Regions from separate parts of the Mus musculus genome. Here region 1 is linked to region 2. Evidence: chromatin loops called from intact Hi-C (ENCODE). Cell type or tissue: heart. All regions are shown on one strand.

Region 1 (8,000 bases), 84 kb after region 2:
AGCACTGTCTAGTTTTTCTGCTGTCTGACTTCAAACTCTAAAGTGGGAATTTCTGGTTTCACTGGAGATTCAGTAGTGTCATATGATGCTTTTCTGAAAATTGTCTTATGAGAGGATGTTTTGCTGAGAACAGATACAGAGTGTTTTTCTGGAAGCTGTCTAGTGAAGGGCTTGTGGTGTTTTGCTGAAGTGAACGTTTGAGAGAACATGTGGTGTTTAGTAAGAGTATATATAAGTATAACCCATCAACAGTGGACTACACTCTGACACTGGTTTGCTTTGCTGGTCTTGACCAATGACACTATTGCATTGGTTTATCTTGCTTTCTTATCTCATCTTTTCTTGTTATGACTTCATAGAGAGAAATGCACAAAAGAATTTCTGGTGGTGGTCTGGCTGCTTCTTGCCACTTCAGCAGACCTGGGCCTATTGGTGGAGCCTTGCGGCTTCTGGATCAAGCTACTGCTGCTGATTCATGTTGGTGTTTGCTAGTGGACTGGACTGCTGACAATGAAGATTGGAATTGCCCCCAAAGAACTACTTCTAAACAGATCCACGACCCCTTTGTCCTATCTTTCCTGATCTTTTGTCAGTGGGTTATATGAGAGGTCAAAGTGTTTAAGAACTCTTATTGAAGTCGATTTTGAAAAACATAAGCCTACAAAAGTCTCTTCTGTTTCTTAATTGGGTTGTTAGCAAATTTCTGAATAGTTTTCTCATATCTCCTTCCTCACAGTTTTTTCTTCTCCCCATCTCTCTACCTTACTCCCTGTTTGACCCTTTCCACATCTGATATTACCCCTCTTGACTCTCATTTTACCTGTGTACTATAATACCTCCTCCCTTAAGACCACTCTTCCCAAACACACTGCCTCTTTTCAATGTCTATTCTCAAGTTTCCTGGCTTCTGGAGGTACTCCAAGTTAAACACATAAAACAGAAGACCTGAGGCAAGGATCTAATGAGAGAAAAGATACAGCATTTGTATCTGTGGCTGGGTTACCTTGCTCAACATATTTTTTTTCAGTTCCATTCATTTTCCTACAAATTTCATAGTTTTGTTTTCTTTTTAGCTATAAAGCATTTCATTTGTGTTTATATAGCATATGACATCAATAATACCAGTGTCCACTCTTCAGTTGGTGGACAACTAGGCTGTTTTTACTTCCTAGCTTGTATAAAGAAAGCTATACTGAACAAGAAAGTCCATGTACCTCTATAGTAGGACATAGGCCCTCCGCTGGTACTGTTTTGTCAACTTGACACAGCTAGAGTCATTTGGGAAGAGGGAACTTCAATTGAGAAAATGTCACCACCAGACTGTCCTGTGGGCAAGCCTGTGGGCATGATACATTTTCTAGGTTAATGACTGATGTAGGAGGGCCCAGCTCACTGTGGGTTGTCCTGGAGAGTATAAAAGAGACAGGCTGAGCACATGATAAGGAACAAGTCAGTAAGCATCGCCCCTCCAGGTTCCTGCTTTAGGACCCTGCTCTGACTTTTCTGGATGATGAACTACAAGCTGTAAGATGAAATAAATCCCTTCCTCCCCAAGTTGATTTTGGTCATGATGTTTTATCACAGCAATAGAAAACCTGACTAAGAAAGATCCTTTGAAGTATGTGCCCGGGAGTGGTGTGGCTGGGTCATGTGGAAGATTTCCTCCTAGTGATTTAAGGACACTTCAGACTGATTTAAAAAGTGGCCGAACTAATTCACACTCTGACTAACAGAGTAAAAAAAAAAGTGTTCATCCCCGAGTACCCATGCCAGAGGCTTTTCATTATTTGACTTCTTCCTTCCTTCCTTCCTTCCTTCCTTCCTTCCTTCCTTCCTTCCTTCCTTCCTTCCTTTCTTTCTTTCCTTCCTTCTTTCTTTCTTCTCTTCCTAATTTGATTTCTTGATGATGACCATTCTAAATGAGCTGAGGGGAGAATCTTAGAGTAATTAATTTTTCCTTATTTTTTTAATTTTAATTAAAATATAGTTATATTACTCTCCCCCTCCCTTACTTCCACATAACCCTTTCATGTTCTCTCCCTTCTCCCTTCAACCCTCTATGTCTCCCCTTACTACCTCACAAATTCATGGCTTCTTTATCTTTGATTATTGCTACATATACATATTAAATCAATTTAGTTTCACTTGTAAATACATGATTTAAGGGTTGACTAATTAGTAATAGATCCCTGGGAAAGGCTAATTCTACTTTTCTCAGTGGTTGTTAATAGTTGCCTGTAGTTCTTTGTTTAGGGCTAGGGCCCTGTGAGATTTCCCCTTCCATGTTACCGTATCCATTAGTGTTGTCATTGTCTGGGTCTTTTTAAGGAAGCCACATTACTGTGGTGTCATGGGTGTTATTTCTCTGTCACTCTAGAAAATACACTCTCACGGCAGAGTTCCAGGTCTTCTGGCTCTTATGACATTTCTGCCCCCCTCTTCTGCTAAGATCCCTGAGCCTTAGGTATATGAATTGTGCTAGAGATTTATCAGTTGGGATTGGACACCTCATGGTCAGTTGCTCTCTGCCTTTTGACCAGTTGTGGGGTTTTTTGTTTGTTTGTTTGTTTTTTTGTTTTTTGTTTTTGTTTTTGTTTTTTTTGTGATGGCCTCTATCTGCACCAGAGATTGTTCATTCTTCCTGATGAGGAACGAGAGCTACACTTATATGTAGGTATAAGGAAAAGTATTTAGGATGCAGTTAGGAGCAATGCCAGCCTAGTAAAGTGGCAGCTGTGAGTTCTCTGAGATCCATAGTTTCACTGGTACTGGATAGCTGGCTAACTCTCCATTGTCCATCTCCCTTTGGCAAAAGGGACTTTCCCTCCTATTTAGCAAGCCTTAAATCCAATTAGAGAGCTGATGGTTGCTACTGAGATACGAGTGCTGCTATTGCAGTTTTAGGGACATCTTGCTATGCTGGTCATTGTTGTGGTTTGCAGGCATCACAGCTGGATAGGGTTATTGATGGCCTCACTACTTTGGCATCTTTTATAGCAACTTTTGGTACTATAAAAGCTGGTCTTCGAGGGAGAGGGGAGGCTTTCAGGTTAGATCCAGCTCAAATCTTCTGAGTCCTGTGTCTGAAATATGTGGTGTCTTTGACAATAGGGACTTACCTTCAACAACACAACTAAAGGCAGAAGCAATAGCTTATTCTTTTGGGGGGAATTTATTGAACTCCCTTGACTAACAACTCAAACTGGTTTCTCATGCCTGCTGCTAAGATCCTTGCTAGATGGTCTATAGTTCTTGTCAGCCCAAGTAGCAGAGCTTCATTTACTACTTCACACAAATACACTTATGTGTTATATGTGAGTTTAGGTAAAGATAATGTTTCCTCAAGGCCTTTTCAAATATCCTTAGTATTATTTCCCCGTTCTTTCCTGCCCTTCTGTATTGACCTCTGTTCTCCACTTCCCAATTAAAGCCCACTCCCCAGTTTCCCCATTTCCCCCTTTATGTCTTCATTTCCTTACTGGCAAAGGATACTAACCCCTTAAATTAGAAGTATTTTCTAGTCATTTCTAATTTTTTGGAGAACTTTCCATTTAGTTCCTTGGACCACTATTTAGTTGAATTCATTATTTTCTTGGGGTTTAATTTGATTTCCTGTGCATTCTAGACAATAATCTATCAGATGTGTACCTGACAAATATTTTCTTCCATTTTGGGAGCTACCTTTTCACTTAACAGCTAATTTTGTTGTACAGAAATGTTTTTAGTTTCATAATATCCCAGTTGTCAAAGTTGGTCTTATTTCCTGTGATATCAAAGTCCAATCCAGAAAGCCTTTACCTATACCTATATGTTAAAGCACACTCCATACCTTTCCCTCTAGAAGTTTCAAGGTGTCAGACTTTGTATTGCAGTCTTTGATCCATTTGGAGTGGTGTTTTATGCACAGTGATCTACAGTGATCTAACTTTAATCTTCTACATGTTGCACATCTTCTCGTCTAGCTCTGTTCATATCAGGATAAGCATTAGAAAAAAATAAGTAAACATTTACATTTGGACATTATTTTGCTGTTGATGGTATTAGTCTTCATTTGAAGCCAATTGTCTTTTTTATGTTCAAATGTGAAGGGCTCATTTAAGTAAGGGCATCTTTGAGATTTCCTATACTCATATATAACCACAACCTTACCTGAAAAAACTCATCATAATTGTAATCTTCAATCTATTTTTAAAATATATCTGATCCTCCTTGAAAACTTAAAATTCCATTTCTATATTCTCCACATTTTTGAAACCAGTGGTTTGGTAAATAATACATCCCAAAGGTTTTTCCCAATAATCAGTAGGGCATTCGATAGACACAAAGGTAGATAATGAATGACTTCCGAGAGACTAAATCCCAAAATAATTTTTGGCTCTTCTGCAACATTCCAACTGTCCACAATTATGAAGTTCTCATCAGTCAGTCAGTCTTCTCTAATATTTAAATAGATGTAAACTTTTTCAAAGAATTTTGATCCCCAATTTTTTCACCAAAACCATTTTGACAATTCCGTTTTTTGAAAAATAATGTAGAAATGCATCCCTCAAAAGCTTTGACCTTTTAGAGACTGACTCTTGAAGAGGTGGCAAAGGAGGGATTGGTATAATGTGGTGAATGGGGCAGCTTGCAGCTGGCCTTCCAAAAGTCCTTAGAGATGTCCCAAAGTTCACTTAGCACAGCACCTGCTCCTCCAAATCCCCTTTCCCATAAGTCTTTGGGTTCCTGAACTCATGTTACATTCCTGATCCCAATCTACTTCTCTTGTTCCCTCCCCACCTTCTAGAACCTTCTTATATATTTTGTTCTGAGTGCCTTTGTCTCTCTTCTCTTCAGAGAAACCCCCACAGACTGTTACTTCTGATTCAGAGGCTACAGTTGTATGCTCAGCAAATTTCTGTAAGAGCTACACTCCTATTGGCTAGGAGTAAAGAGAATTTAGAGTGCAATTAGCTAAGTATAATCTAGTGGGCAACAAATCTTCTGGGGGGACTGGTGAAGGAAGAGGATCACACAATCTAATCAGATTTGAAATTCTGTTAAGATCCGATTAAAACCCAAGAGCACATACCTGAAAGACACTTGCATTTTAGGCATGGACGTAAGGGTCCTTACTGGAAACTATAAAAAAGAGGTTGACTTCATTTTCAGCTCGAGGGACTCTGACCTCTGTGCAACACTGGGCCACAAACACTTGAGAGCCAAGGAGCTTGACAGGGTGACAGGCACGTCTGTTAATTGCTCTTCAGTGGCTCTCCTCCTCCCCCTCCCCCTCTCCCTCCCCCTCCTCCTCCTCCCCCTTCCTCCTCCCCTTTCCCCTCCCCTTCTTTTTCTTCCTTCTCCTCCTTCTCCTTCTCCTTTTCTCCTTCTTCTCCTTCCCTTCTCCTTTTCTCCTTCTCCTTCTCCTTCTCCTTCTCCTTCTCCTTCTCCTTCTCCTTCTCCTTCTCCTTCTTCTTCTTATAGCCAGAGACATTTCTATAGACAGGGTGTCAATGTGTTTGCACTCTCAGCAAGGATATATAAATAGAAGTTGTGGGGTAGTTTTGGAAAACTCCTCAAAGGAAAGGACCGACTCAACTGGGAAGCATTTCTGTTCTTCCTTCTTTATGCTTAGCACAAGAAGTTTGTAGCTGTAGCATTGATAATAGAAGGCATAAGTGAAGAATGACACATTCTAAACTAAAAGAAGTCTAGAACATTGAAACAAACAGAGCAAGAAATTATTACTATTCTAAACATATGTGCATCAAACTCTGATGCACCCATTTCATAAAAAGTATACTACAGGAATTAAAGACACAGATTAACATCAAACACCATTAATAGATGATTTCAATACTCTACTTTATCTAATAGACAGGTCGTTTGGGCAAAGAATAAACAGAGAAACATCAGAATTAAATGGCATTATACATTAAGTGGACTTAAGAGATAAGAATATTCCACCCGGACACCAAAGAATACATATTCTACTCAGCAGCACAGTGACGCTTCTCTAAAAGAAAACATCGTGGGACCAAACGGAAACAAAAACTAACTAACAACGCGTTACCCAGTGTATCCTTTCTGACCATAATGCAATCAAACCTAAAACAACAGCAAGCAAAGCTATAGGAAGTAACAAAGTTGTGGAGACTAATTAGCGAACTACTAAATGATGGATGGTTAAAAAAGAAACCAACAAAGAAATTAAAAAGTTCCAGGAACTAAATGAAACCAAGATCACCCGAGCCAGCCCTCTGCAGCACATTAAATGCAGTCTGAGAGAAACGTATAGCTCTCAGCGCCTACATGTAAACATTAGGGGGAACGGGAATAAACAAATTAATGGTGCAACAAAAATTCGGAAAAACAAGAACAAGCAACACCTAAGTCAAGTAGATGGAAAGAAATGAAAATTTAGGCAGAAATAAATGAAAGCCAACCAAACAAACCCAAAGAATCAGTGAATCTAAGAAATGGTTATCTGAAAAAAATAATAATAACCCAACTAAGCAAAAGAAAGAAAGACAGGATCCAAATGAGCAGCATCAGAAGTGAACAGAGAAGTAATACAACTGACACAACTTCTTTAAAAACCTGACCACCACTAAGATGAGAAGTCTAGAAAGAAAGAAAGAAAGAAAGAGAGAGAGAGAGAGAGAGAGAGAGAGAATTTCCAGAATCAGTAAAACCACAAAATTAAGTCACCAATCTAAACAGATTCATACATAATTGAAACAACAATGAAAACCTTTCCAACTCAAAAAGCCAGGGCACAGGTATGTTCATAGCAGAATTGTAGGAGGTTTTCAAAGACTATCTAAAGCCAATCCTTCTCAAACAAAAAGGAAGAAAGGAAAAGAAGCCTTTCCTAACTCCATCTAAGAAGCCATTATTTCTCTAATATCAAAGACAAATGCATAACAAAAGCAACAGCATAAACTATAGGCCAATAACCCTGATGGTCATAGGCTCAAAAATCCCCAATAAAATAATTGAAAACTAATTATAAATAATCACCAAAGAGATTATCCATCATGACCAAGTTGGCTTCATCCCAGAGATGTAGAGGTGGTTCACCATATACAAGTCAACAAATGTAATAAATCATATAAATGGTTATCTCAATGGATGTAGAAATGGTCTTTGACAAATTCCAACATGCCTCATGATAAAAGTTCTAGAGAGAGTTGGACTGAAGGGGACTAAGCATGATGAAAATCTATGAATGAGAAGCACACAGCCAACGGTATCATAAATGGTAGAAAACTTGAAGTAATGCCTCTGAAATTAGGAGTGAGACACAGATGTCCACTGTCCAGTCTCCCTTTCAGTGCTGTGCTTGGAGTTCTAGCTGTAATAATAAGGTAAGAGAAGGAAACTAAAGGGAGAACATAGGAAAAGAAGTCAAAATATCCCTATTGCAGATGGCATGATATTACAAAGAATAATGCATTATACCTAATAGTCCCCAGTTTTCTACCACAAAACTGCTAGAAATGATCAACAATTTTAGCAGTGTGGCAGGATATCAGTGTATAAAAATCGATAGCTTTTCTATATAGTAACATACAGAGGAAGAGATCATAGACATACTCGTTTACAATAGCCTCAAAGAAAATAAAAAGATCTAGTAGTAATAAACTGAACCGAGGATGTAAAAGGCCTCTACAATAAAAACATTAAACCTCTCTGTGCATCCAAACCTAATCCCCGCCCCCCCACCTCCCCCCCCCCCCCGGTGATGGGGGGGGGTGCNAAAGAACACCANCTGCAGCCTTCCATCCCACACCACCCCCTTCCCACATCTCCTACGGATCTCATGGACCATCCCCTTCTATGCCTCCCCACCCCCACTCTTTGACACATCCCAGTCTCCATCACCAGCAGGTATGCCCTGTAAATTCACCAGCTGAGGAGGCCAGTAAAACAGCAACATTACTCTCTGAAAATCAAGAGAGAAAACAGAAACTGAAGAACAAAACAAAGACAAACTCAGAAATCAGCACCCAGACCTA
Region 2 (8,000 bases):
AAGCACATTTTCATGTGTTTGAAAGGCAGCAGGGATGCAGAGAAAGGACTAAAATAATGTCTGATGATATCCTGCCTTCTGTGATTTCTTTGCTTTTCGCTTCAGTTTTTTTTTAAATTAAAGATTTGGTTTTTAGTGTGTGTGTGTTGCTTGGATATATATGTTAGTGCACCACTTATATGCTTGCTGTTTGATAAGGGCAGAAGAGGACATTGGCTCTTCTGGAAGTGACGTTACAGACAGTTCTAACAGGCCACATGGGCACTGGGAACTGAACTCAAGTCTGCTGCAAGAGCAGCCAGTGCTCTAACCACTGGGACATCTTTCCTGAAGTAGAAACTTCTAGTTCTTTGGAAAGTTAGATCAAATGATGTTTTCCTGGGGCACACAGGTGAAGGGATGTCTTACTATAAAGCAAACAAGTGAAAGACTGTTTTCCTGAAGCAGACACAGGTGAAAGGATGCTTGGCTATAGCAGACACGTGAAAGAACTCATCTTGACGAAGGAGTATAAATATGACCCCACAGACAATGGGAGATGAGCACTGAGCTTTGTTTTGCTCCACCTTGCTATTCTTCACTAAAGACATTAATGTATTGGTTCCATAGCATGGTTGGGCTCAGCTTGTGGTAACACAGTCATTGAGAGAAGACACTCGGCCAAGAACTGCTCTTGAGGTCCCAGTGGCAGCTTGCCTCAGGCCAGTTGGGGAGCCTTGTGGGTCCTTCAGGATTGAACTATGGTTGCCGGTTGGTGCCTGGTGTCTGCTTGCTGAAAGGACTGGACTGTAGCTGCTGGTTTGTGCCTGGTGTCTGCCTGCCTAGAGGACTGGTCTGCAGCTGCTAAGTCATATTTGCTATGGGCCTGAACTAGTGCCAGAGAAGATCAAGATCACTCCTGAAGAACCACTGATGAGCAGGTCCACTTCCCCCACATCCTAATAACTTTCCTCTACCACTCCCTCTGCTGAGTGGTGGGCTAGAGGAGAGATTGAACCCTTATTAAAAGTAGATTGCAAAAAAATGTATGCCTACTCTTTCCAGCCTAGGGTTTGCTCTCCTAAAACCCAACCAAACCCAACTGAACCCTGCCCTGTTGTCTCCTTCCCGTGCTCTCCAGCCCATCCCCTCACTTCCTCCCTCTCTCCTTCCTTTCTCCATGTGTTCGTTGAAGAGATGGAGTCATTTGTTCCATAGTATTTCTGCAGTTTGCTGCCTGCACGCCTATGAGCAGGAAATAGTATTTAGAGACCATCTCTAGGCATGGGGTGCTTGTTCATGGCTGACTTTTGGTAATTATTCCTAGGCCTTTTCAGAGGACAAGCCTAGGAAAACATTTATTGTACTTAATTTTTAATTTTTATTAAGTTTATTTATTCACTTTATCTCAATATTAGCCCCACCTTGTCTGTTTCCACCCGGTACCCCCTCACACAGACCCTCCCCCATTCCACCCTCACCTTCTCCGTTGAGAGTGGGGAGCCCCTCCTAGGTACCAACTCCCTCCGGCACACCGGAATGATGCAGGAATAGGTGCATCCTCTGAGGTCATACAAAGCAGTCCCTTTAGGGGAGTGGGGTCCACAGGCAGGCAGGCAGGCAGGCAATGGATTCGGGGCGGGGCTTGTTGGGGAACCAGCATGAAGATCATGTTGCTCATCTTCTACATATGGGCAGCGGCCTAGGTCCAACCAATGCCCACCCTTTGGTTGGTGATTCAATCTCTAGGAGCCCCTGAGGGTCTAGGTGAGTTGACTCTGTTGGTCTTCCTGTGGAGTACCTGTCCTCTTTGGGTTCCTCAATTTTTTCCTCAACTCTTCCGTGAGACACCTGAGCTCCATCTAAAGTTTGGCTGTGAGTCTTTCTCTGCATTTGTTCCATTGGCTGCTGGGTGGAGCCTCTCAGAAGACAGTTATGCTAGGCTCCTGTCGGCAAGCATAACCGAGTATCATTAATACTGTCGGGGATTGGTTCTTGCCCATAGGGTGGGTCTTGATTTAGGGCAGTCATTGGCTGGCCATTCCCTCAGTCTCTGCTCCATCTTTGTCCATGCACATCTTTTAGGCAGGACACATTTTGAGCCAAAGGTTTTGTGGGCAGGCTGCTGTCCTTCTCCCTCCACTGGGAGTTCTGCCTGGCCATAGGACATGGCCACTTCAGGATTCCATATCCTCAACTGCTAGGAGTCTCAGCTAGCATCGTCCCCACAAGCCACCTGGGACTTCCCCCATCCCAGATCTCTGGCATGTCCTAGAGATTGCCTCCCCCCCCCCCTGCCCCACCTTGCCAATTTCCCTTCTCTCTCCCCTAATCCTCACCTCCTGCCCAGCCCCCCCCCCTCAGTTCCCTCCCTCCATCCATGTCAGATACCTATTTTATTTCCCTTTCTGGGAAAGATTCAGAAAACATCTATTTTTAAAGATTTAAAACTACTTACCATGAGTTTATATTGGTTTTTACAATGCAAAGTTAGATTTGAAGAATAACTTTTAATTTTGTTTTAGTCTCCTCTCTTCATTATTAAACCCTTTTCCCCCTCAAATGACATTTGCTATATTTACGTTTTGCTTTCGGGAGCTCAGGCTACAGCCTGCATCTCTAGCTGGTAATTTGGGGAAGTGCTACATATTTTTAAGAGATTTTGTTGTTGGGCAGGAGAGACAGCTTGGCAGTTAAGAGCATGGATTGCTCTTGCAAAGGACCCACATTTGGTTCCAAGTAACCCCTACTGGGAGGCTCTCCACCACCTGTAACTTTAGTTCCAAGGGAGCTGTTACTCTTTCTGGGGTCACTCACAAGTGGGCACCCCACCCCCACATAATTAAAAATAAAAAAAATACAAATCCTAAAACAAAAACAAAATAAAACTTTCTCTGAGAACCATTTGAGGTGGGTTCTTTTATCTGTAATGGAATTGTCATGGTGTAAACTGTACAAACAGGTGTGTGGGGACAATTCAATGTCTGTGCAGCCACCCACAATTACACCAGATGGTGTAGACGGCTCTCCAGGGAAAGAATAACAAATATTACACAGAGATAACCCAACTGTGATGGGTATACTTGGTAGTCAACTTGACTATATGTGGGACTAACTAAAAATGCAAGTCACTGGGCACAAGTGTGTGTGTGTGTGTGTGTGTGTGTGTGTGTGTGTGTGTGTGTTTAGTTAATTAGATCATTTGAGGTAGAAAAGACTAACTTATAATCCAGTTCACTTAAGGTCAGAAGACCAACTTTAATCTCTTCATGCATTCTTGTGGCCCACCCTGTCGTCCCCACAGACACTGAAGAAGAGGGGCATAGGTCTGGGTGGTCCCACCCTGTCGTCCCCACAGACACTGAAGAAGAGGGGCATAGGTCTGGGTGGTCCCACCCTGTCGTCCCCACAGACACTGAAGAAGAGGGGCATAGGTCTGGGTGGTCCCACCCTGTCGTCCCCACAGACACTGAAGAAGAGGGGCATAGGTCTGGGTGGTCCCACCCTGTCGTCCCCACAGACACTGAAGAAGAGGGGCATAGGTCTGGGTGGTCCCACCCTGTCGTCCCCACAGACACTGAAGAAGAGGGGCATAGGTCTGGGTGGTCCTGAGCTGGAGGCAGATGAAAGGCCAGAGGGGCCAGAGGGTTGGGGAGAAAAGCTGCCGAGGACTCCGGAAGGTGACAGAGGCCTGGCCTTGCTCCTGCCTCTGGGTTTATGCAAGAGGTCTCCCCTGTTCCCTCTTCAAATCCCTCTGACCCCAAACACACTTCTGTCCAATACAGAATTTGAGGCTGAAACTCATATAGTAGTCATAAAGAGCCAGGAGGGAGAGCCACCTGTGTGGAAACTGGTCTTGTCCTGGGTGCCTAGGGAATCAGTCCCTGAGGAGGAATGGGTTTTATGATCCGGGCTTTGAAGAATACGTAAGAGTTCACCAAACAAGTCTTCCTGCCACCATTTCTCAGATGATCTGTCGCCCCATGCTCCATAGAGAGGCCTTTGCCCTGAACCAGGCTATGGGCCAGCAATGAAGCCTATCCAACACCCCCAAGCCTTGGGTACAGACCTGAGTGGAGAGTGACCCTCTCTCTCTCTCATTCTCCTACCTCTCTGTCTGCAGAGTGGCCCCTGTGATGTCCCACTCAGAGCTGCCATACCAGGTCCCACCTGCTCCTTGGCTGCAGGCTAGGAAAACCCTGTTCACCCAGAGCTGCCTGCCCCCTTTCACCCCACCCTCACTCACCCAGTGAGCACTAGTCAGGGTGAGAGGATCTTGGGCTCTGGTCTCTCTCTTGGTGACTTGGCCACCCCTCTCTCCTTGGTTCCCTCTCCCAGGCCTGAAGCACCCCATCCACCCAAGCCACTTGGCCAGCAAGACACTCCTACCTCTGTACCTGGCAGCTGGTAGGTGAAGGCTAGAACTGCTTGCTGGCCTGATGCTTGAGGGAAGCTGTGCACCTTTGTGAGAAGGGAGGGAGGATGAAGAGGAAATGGAAGGGGAGGGAGGGAGGAAAAAAGAGGAATAGGGGGAAAGCAAGGGAGGGGAAGAAGAAAAAGGAAAAGAAGAGGCAGGTTGTCACACTCTGACCCCACTTTTCCCTTCATGCTGTGCCCCCACCCCCAGCAGAGGAACCTGCGCAGCTGGATGCAGAGAATAGGCACAGGCACTCTGATACCTGTTCTGGGTATCTTAGCTTCCAGCAGCAGAGGCTCCGTAGTGCGCTCGCCCCATCGAACTTGCCTGCTCCTTGGGGTCCCTCACCCCAATTCTGACAAGAGCCCTGTTCAGTTAGCCTCGGTCAGCAGATGGCAGCTCTGGAGCTGCATCTCTGCACCTCCTGCAGCCCAGGTCCTGGTCCTGGTCCCTGCCCTCCCAAGGTGAGTTGGGCGCCCCCTGGCGGCCGCGAGGGAGACTCACCTGGACTGAGCTGTGGGCGAGGCTATGAGACTTAGAGGGGACCCTAGTTAGTACCCCATGGCCAGCAAGCTTTTTTTGCGTTGTGGGTCTCTTTCTCCCACTTCTTGCCTCCCCTCCACTTTGTCTCCTGCAGCATCAGGAGCCTGTGTGTGTGGAGGAATCGCCCAGTTTAGTGGCCTCCCCTCTGATACCGCTCCCCCCCCCCGCCCCGTAACCAATCCCCGCCCTTACAACTATCCCGCTCCCCCACACATACACACAGGCACTCACAAAGTAAAAGAGTAGATAATAAGTAAATGAGGAGAGAGAGGAAGGAGGTTCGGTGTTAAGAGAGCATTATGATCTGAGTGCAACCTCCTAGCACCACATAAAGAGCCAGACATGGAACTGGGTGGAGGCAGGATCCCTGGAACTTAGTAGCCCAGCTTCAGGTGGTAGACCCCATCTGAAGGGAATAAGACAGAGTGTGGCAAAGAAAGACACCCAATTCCCTTTCTCTGGTCTCAGAGCTGAGTCAGCACTACAGATAGGGCGGCGGGGGGAGGTGGGGGAGTAAAAATAATAAAAAAGGAAGAAAGGCAGTCGAATGTTGGGAAGCTCTGGAGTTGCCCCCTCCTTCAAGTGTGTCCTGGGATGACAAGACACCTCAGAGGGTAAGATGATGGTTATGCGATCATGGGACTGAATTCAGACGCTCTGTGCTCTAGTAACAAACTGCTCTGTAAGGGACAGGGACTGGAGGATGACTGAGGCTTGCTGACTGATAGTCTGGCCTGGAAAACTCAGCCTTGGCTTCACAGAGAGACCCTGCCTCTTATGGCTTCTACACAGGGTCAGGCACACACACACACACACACACACACACACACACACACACACACGCACACGCACACGCACACGCACATGCACACGCACACGCACACACACACACACACACACACACACACACACACACACACACATCTATATGAGTAATACACCCATGTGCATGACTCTTAGTTTTTAAAAGCAGGGGAGGGCTCCCCTGGACAGGAGAGATGGCTCAACAGATAAAGGTACTAGTTCAGTTTCCAGAGGAAACACGCAGGGAGGAAGGAGAAAACCCAACTGATGCTACAAGTTCACCTCTGACCTCCACAAGGGCATTGTTATTTCTCCTTTCCCCAGTACACAAGTAAATGTAAAAACAAGTTTTAAAAAATGAGTTCTTAGGTTCAGCTTTCCCTTTCTATCCAATTCCGGTAGTTCACTGGCAACACTGTGTCCTGGAGCAGTGGGGCAGGAAGGTTGCTCTGGCCTTGAGGCATGAGTGGCACCTGCTGGGGCTTTGGAATGCCCAGTGACTCTCTGCATGCACTGCCCCCCACCCCCGGGCCCCAGGCTGTGCACCTGGGACACTGCTAGGGTAGGAGGGAGGGGGTTGGCTGTGGGTCCATTTTTAGTGGAGGCCATTCGGGTCCAGAGACCAAGAAACTAAGAATCAATGAGCACCGGCTGTGTGTGCAGGAGGCAGAAGCTGGGTTGTAAAGCTGAAAGGGACTCTAAAAAGATTCTCAGGACTTCCATAGCCCAGACTGGTTCAGACCAGTCCAGACTAGAGAAGACCTTGCCACTCTGCGGTGCCATGTTTAGTCATCCAGAGGAGCTGTAGAATTCCTAAGAAAAGTGTGCAGCCACTGTATCAGAAATGTAAGAGTCACCCTTAGCTTCCATCTCCTTCAGTTCTTCACCAAACCTACACTCTCACTTTTAGCCCTAACTCAACTTCATCCTTTCCCCAGCTTGTCCATTGTCAAGGTCCTGGTCATATCCTAATCTGTGCCCTTGCCTTTGGGAGCATTTCAACCCAGTTTGGACCTGCTTGGACTAGTTTATTACAGTTTGGATGGGCTTTATCCAGTTTAATAGGATGTAGACAGGTTTAGACAGGCTTGGACTAGTTTGGACTAGCTTGATCCTGTTTAAGAGCCTGCCTGCCAAACCCAGACACTATTGTGATGCCAACAAGAGCTTGCTGACAGGAGCCTGATACAGCTGTCACCTGAGGGGCTCTGCCAGTGTCTGACAAATACAGAAGTGGATGCTCACAGCCATCCATTGGACGGAGCACAGTGTCCCTAATGAAGGAGCTAGAGAAAGAACCCAGGGAGCTGAAGGGGTTTGCAGTCCCATAGGAGGAACAACAATATGACATAAACAGTAACCCCAGAGCTCCCTGGGACTAAACCACTAACCAAAGAAAACACACAGAGGGACTCGTGGCTCTAGCTGCATATGCAACAGAGGATGGCCTAGTCAGACATCAATGGGAGGAGAGGCCCTTGATCCTGTGAAGGTTCTATGCCCCAGTGTGGGGGAATGCCAAGGCCAGGAAGCGGGAGTGGGTGGATTGGTGAAGGAGGTGGGGGAATGTGATAGGGGGTTTTTGGAGGGGAAACCAGGAAAGGGGATAACATTTGAAATGTAAGTAAAGAAAATATCTAATAATAAAAAAAAGAGCCTGCCTGTTTAATCCACTTTAGACTGGTCTAATCCAGTTTGGACCAGTTTAATCCACTTAATTTCAATCAAGATATCCCCTTTCAATATATGTCTAGGTTTGTATCACATTGACAAAACTGAACAAAGACGATTCCTTTTCGGTTTGATTATTTTAATTTTATTTTAAGGAAATCACATGTATAGTTTTTTTTCTAGTACTTTTCACATAAATTTGTCATTTCTATTAAATATATGTATAAAGCCTAAGAATATTTTGAGTGATTCTCTTGGACAGGCTCCATCTATGTATTATCCTAAAAGTGTATCCCTCAGGTGTCAGGTATGCTAGCATGCTTGCGATCTGCCTGGGTCATTTAGCGTCTGTGAGCTGTATACAGCGGCAGTGTTAGCTCAGCAGATTATTTACCTCTTGTGTAACTTTAGGAAGGGGAGGGGCTTTGGGAGGAGCTCCTGAAGGCTGGTGAGCCACATGAAATACCCCCTCCCTCCAGTAGGGGGTGCTCCTAGGCCCCCGAGGCTTAGCTGCAGGTGATTACAACTACTCTTCAAGATGGAAAATTTCACATTCACCTTGAAAGGAACAAATATACAATAACTT

The links. Hi-C counts contacts between places; a loop is a spot of excess contacts. Peaks named below come from ENCODE experiments on the same cell type or tissue, not always from the same donor. Only the 100,000 strongest peaks of a DNase experiment are listed, where the experiment ranks them.
Region 1: a loop joins it to region 2, with 2.5 times the contacts of the local background. A loop is called at or near these places in 23 of 42 quality-filtered maps.

The regions. Positions count from the first base shown.
Region 1 is chr3:87,324,306-87,332,305 of GRCm38, reverse strand. No RefSeq gene overlaps it. Among named protein-coding and RNA genes, the nearest start is that of Cd5l, 30 kb to the left of the region's middle. In heart, no CTCF peak of the experiment used is centred here; no DNase peak of the experiment used is centred here.
Region 2 is chr3:87,408,219-87,416,218 of GRCm38, reverse strand. It overlaps Gm40084 (a long non-coding RNA gene), which reads right to left and starts at 4,809. Exons shown (of 3, transcript XR_867411.1): 1 at 4,659-4,809; 2 at 4,369-4,440; 3 at 1,432-1,925. In heart, CTCF peaks have their summits at 4,873 (motif pointing left) and 7,871 (motif pointing right); a DNase peak (open chromatin) is centred at 4,878; H3K27me3 peaks cover 325 bases.